Linked DNA regions of Homo sapiens: region 1 is linked to region 2. The links are chromatin loops, found by intact Hi-C in ENCODE. Cell type or tissue: IMR-90. All regions are shown on one strand.

Region 1 (2,500 bases), 790 kb before region 2:
TTTGCGACACTGAGCATTTGTTTCCAACAGAGGCAAAGAGGCCCTGGAAGAACTAGATTTTGTCATAATCAAAGGTACAAATAGGATAACTTCCTCAGGCAGATATAAGAAGTATCATAGCAGCCACCAGCTACGCAGAATACAGGTTAACTGTCAAAGAGGCTCAGTCTTCCCTCTCTATTGCACTTATTGGGATAACTTTTCTTTTTCTACCTCTTTACACAGAAGATGAATACTACAATCTCAAGGAATAATATGATCTTTCTCCAATAATGGTAATAGGAATTGAGGTTAAGTGCTCATTAATTAATTTATCATTGTTACATTTCTGGTAGGTTCACTCCAAGACCCATGGAATGTCAGAAAAATTGTTGGCTTTGGAAGCAGACTTTCCAGGGTTTTAAAATCTGTCTCAATACTAATTAGTTAGATGACGCTAGGAAAAGTACTTAATCTTTTTGAATGCCAGTTTACTCATGGGTAAAATGGGGATAACAATGCTTCCCTTGTAGAACTGTTGTGAAGATTAAGATAATATATACTAATGGCTTGCATACTACCTTGAATATAGTGAATGATAAATGTTGTCTTTTTGTTTCACTTAGTTTCAAAGTCATCTTACCCTCATGGAAAATCTTGAAAAATATATTTGCATGTTTGTTCGCCATAATATAGAACATTGCAAAGAGCATTAATCAGGACTTTATGAGTACTAATGGAAATATCTTGGAGAAGTTAGCAAAATTGAAAGAGCTAGGAACTAGGAAAACTGGATATTTACGTAGGCTGAGATTGATGCAGTTGGTTCTTCCCGTTTCCCAGTTTCCAAGAATGAAGACTAGTGTGGAGATGGAAAGAAAAATCTGTAGAATGATGAAGAATATATATTTATCAGGAACCACTAGAACCTTGTATCAGAAGGACTAGAACTAGGAAATTAATACTTTTAAGATGCTTCTATTTTATTTTTGCTTATCTGTGCTTGGCTTCATTCTCTTCTGGTACAAATGTGTTTACTCTTCATGCAAGGGGATGGGGTTTTCAGCAGCTTGAAAAGTAATTTCCTTCTAGCTCTAGAGGATAGGGGAGTAAGGAGACAGCACTAGAAAAAAATCCTGGTGAAGAGCTCAACTGATCTGGCTTACTTCCTCTGCCCACTTCTGTAGTAATGACTGTGACTAAGGCTCTAACTGTCCTAGGACTCTCCTAATTTGGATTGTGAACCTGTTCCTGTGAACCTGAGTGTGGACACCAGAGTGGGCTGTTTCCCCGTAAAACAGATGAGTGCTGGACAGACAAAAATGAAAGCCACAATAATTATTACTTTGTTCTTTCTAATCCTTACACTTATTTTTTTTCCTTGTCTTAACACGTTAGCAAGAACATCCAAAGCAATGTTGAATGGTAGAAGTGATAGTGGATATCTTAATCTTCTTTCTGACTTTTATGGGAATGCTTTTAATATTTGCTGTAAGATTTTAATAGATATGAATTTAAAGAAGTTTTATCTGTTCTTATTATGCCAGGGTTTTTATTCTTTAAATCTTGAAAGGATGTTATTGAATGGTTGAGACAAACTGAATTTTTTATCTAAAGTTTTAAAGATAATTATCATTTTTTCTCTATTTGATCTATTAATCTGGTCAATTAGATTGATGTTTTAAATGTTGAACTGGTTTGGATATTTGGGATAGGTCTTTTAATATTATTCTTTTGCTACATGTTGAATTTGATTTATTTAAAAATATGATTTTTGATTCTGTTTGTAAGTGAGATTGACCAGTGGTTTTCTTGTACTCTCTCTGTGTAGCTTTGGAATCAGTGTTTGTCCAGCCTTCAAAAATGAGCTGGGCAACGTTTTTCTTTTGCTTAACTCTAGAAAAGTTTTCATAAAATATGAATTATTTTTTCCTTGTAGGTTTGATAGAACTGTCTGTAAATGATCTGAGCTTGGTACCTTTTCTTTAGGGGGAGAATCTCTGAATATGATTTGCATTTTTAAGATGGTTATTGGCCTAGTCAGATTTTTAAACTTTGTAAACTGATTGTAGCAATTATTTTTCCTAGAAAATAACCTTTTGGTACATTTTTAGTATTTATTAACTTGTTTACAGTATTTTTAAAAGGTTTTAAAAAGTTCTACTTTACCTGTAGTTATTTTCTATTTTTCCATGCTTTAAATTGTTTATTTGTGCCTTACTTTTTTCCTCAACTAATTTTACAAGACATTTGTATTTATTTGGCTTTTTAAAGAGCCAGTGTTTGGTTTTGTTGATCACCTCCATTGCTTTGTTTTGTTTTTAATTCTTTTTTTGTTTTTTGCTTTCATCTTCATTAGATGTTTCTTTTTATTTTCTCTGCATGTAAATATTTTCTTGCTTATTGAATGAGAAACTTGGCTTGTTCATTTTCAGTCTTATGTGCTTTCTAATGAGTATCTTTAAGGCTGTTAAGTACAACTTTAGCTATGTCCCACAGCATTTGATATGTACTAACTTGT
Region 2 (2,500 bases):
CATTTGCAGTAGTAATCTCAAAAGAGAGACTCAACAGTAATCAAACAAGATCAGTGTTCAGATTCATTTCGGAAACTTTAAAAAAGTAAAAGTCCTAGGGGTGGGCAGGTGAAAGTGCTGTCAGGAGGAGCTAAAGCTCTTGTATCCAAGGTCAGGGTGAGCATAAAAGATGGGTGGAGGTTTGACGCTGAATCTTTTTCAAATTCTGTCTGCAACAGAGTGGATTTCTTTAAAACAGAGCTCTCCCAGACACGGTAAGATTGGATCAGAGGTCTGGCATTCCTGCAAGAGGTAAAAGCCAAGGGTAGCTGAAATGCCTGGGCAGGAATAAGGCAGTACTCCTCTGGAAGGATGCCTACAACCAGGGGGAGTTTGTTGTACACCTGAAACTGCTGATACAGACATCCCAAGATGACCACAAGTTTGGAGAGGCATTTATTCATTCCACAAATATTTAGGAAGGGCCTAATATAAAGAAGCCACCAAAAAATGAGAGAGAAAGCACTAGAGAATCAATTGAAGAGAGAGTAAAGGATGAGGTGCAGGTGCAAGAAGTACAGAGCGGTTTAAATAGCTAATGTGAGAGAGAAAGCACTAGAGAATCCATTGAGGAGAGAGTAAAGGATGAGGTACAGGTGCAAGAAGTACAGAGAGGTTTAAATAGCTAATGTGAGAGAGAAAGCACTAGAGAATCCATTGAGGAGAGAGTAAAGGATGAGGTACAGGTGCAAGAAGTACAGAGCGGTTTAAATAGCTAATGCATGCGAAGCTTAATACCTAGGTGATGAGTTAGTAGGTGCAGCAAACCACCATGGCACACGTTTGGTACCTATGTAACAAATCTGCACATCCTGCACATGTAACCCGGGACTTTAAATTAAATTTAATTTAAAAAAAAAGAAATCCAGACACCAGGTTTACCCAGAGAAGAATAAATGCCTAGTGGATAAGAAAGAAAAAGAAAAAAAGCTACGGGGTGAGGACAACTCGAGATTAGAGATTACTTGAACAGAAGGCAACTCAGAAAAGTATCTGGCAAAAAGTATCTGAAGATGTGAGAAAAAGGATGCAACATAGAATGCAGATAGCCTGTGGAATTCAAAGATGTCAGAGAAGGTCACGCTAAGACCAAGAGAGTGTGGGAAATAAGGAGAGGAAGGGTTTCCTGGAAGGGGTTGGGGCTCCTTTGGGATGCTGGAGAACAGGATGAAAGACAGGGAAGCTGAACTGCAGAACACAGTGCCTGGGAAAGTTTAGGGGAAAGAAAACAGGTGGGTGTGAAGCAGCACTGGGGCTGTCCAGGGGGAACAGTGGTGAAGTAGGGTTCAAGGCTAGAGGTGGGCAGACAGGCCCCCGAATCAGGATACCCCAAAGGAGTGGAATCTTATTCCTTCCCAGTGCTGTAGTCCCCTCTTCCGCCCTAGCCTAGGGGATCCTCTGTCGCCGGAGCCACTGGAACCCTAGGCCGTGCAGGGTAAGGCCGGGCCGCCCCCCAGCGGTCGGGCTCTGCGCTCGCGCCCCGGCTCGCCCAGCGCCAACTTTACAGATCCGCGTTCTCTCCCCCGAAGGCGGTCCCCCCTTCCGCCCCCCGCTCACCGAGGGCGCCGTCAGGCGGCTGATGCTCTCGCCCAGCGAGTCCAGGTTGACCCGCCTCCGGCGCTGCACCCTCCTGGCCCCGGCAGTGGCAGCGGCGGCGGCGGCAGAAGCAGCCGGGGTCGGGGCCGGGGCGGCGGCAGCGGCAGCTGCGGCCGGGCTGGGCTCCAGCGGCCCGGGCGGGCTCCGGCTGCCATTCCAGCAGAGCCTAGACAGGGGGCACTCCCCCTCCTCCTCCGGGCTGGTCTCCAGGTAGTCGGAGCCCAGGGAGCTGAAGGACTCGGACGAAATCTTCCTTCGAGACATGCTGCCGGCGGAGCTGCAGCGGCCGAGGCGGTGGCGGCGAGGACGCGAGCGGCGGCGGAGGCGGCGGTGGCGGGACCGGCAAGCGACAACGTTAAGCGCGTCGGGGCCGCGGGGCGCTGCGGTCGCGCCCGGCGGGGCGGGAGTCCCCGGGGCCGCGGAGCCCCCCGAGCCGGCTGCTCATGGCGGGAACTTGGGGCGCCGCCGCACCTTGGGGCCCGGGCTCGGCGGCGGCGCCGGGCTGGGCTGGGGGCCGCCGCCGCCTCTGCTGCTGCTCGCGCGGCGCCGCCTCAGCGCCCGCCTCGGCGCATCGCCGTGCGCCGCGCTCCCGCTCACGGGGAGGCTCCGAGAGTGTGTGACCGCGGTCGGCGGGGCGGGGAGGGCTGCGGCCCAAGCAGAAGGGGAGGCAGAGGCAGAGGCTTCTGCCGCCTGCGCGCCTATCTCGCCCCCTTTCCCTCTCTGCTCCCGCCTCTCTCCACTTGCTGCCCTGCCTCCCTCCTTCTCCCTTTATCCCCCCGCCCCCCCCCATGCTCTCCCTCCGCGGGAATCACGTGTCGCCATCATACTCATTGGGAGTCTCTGCCTCGCCTGTCGCCACGTTTCA

What was found. A loop is a pair of places that touch in the nucleus more often than their neighbours do. Peaks named below come from ENCODE experiments on the same cell type or tissue, not always from the same donor. Only the 100,000 strongest peaks of a DNase experiment are listed, where the experiment ranks them.
Region 1: it touches region 2 in a loop (3-fold over the local background); 2 of 110 quality-filtered maps call a loop at or near these places.

What each region holds. Positions count from the first base shown.
Region 1 is chr11:106,230,558-106,233,057 of GRCh38, forward strand. No RefSeq gene overlaps it. Among named protein-coding and RNA genes, the nearest start is that of LINC02719, 100 kb to the left of the region's middle. In IMR-90, a CTCF peak has its summit at 1,259; no DNase peak of the experiment used is centred here.
Region 2 is chr11:107,016,157-107,018,656 of GRCh38, forward strand. GUCY1A2 (guanylate cyclase 1 soluble subunit alpha 2) reads right to left here and starts at 2,320. Exons shown (of 8, transcript NM_000855.3): 1 at 1,597-2,320. The coding sequence starts at 1,899. RefSeq lists a silencer at 1,714-1,843. In IMR-90, a CTCF peak has its summit at 1,499 (motif pointing left); no DNase peak of the experiment used is centred here; H3K4me3 peaks cover 392 bases; H3K27me3 peaks cover 1,254 bases.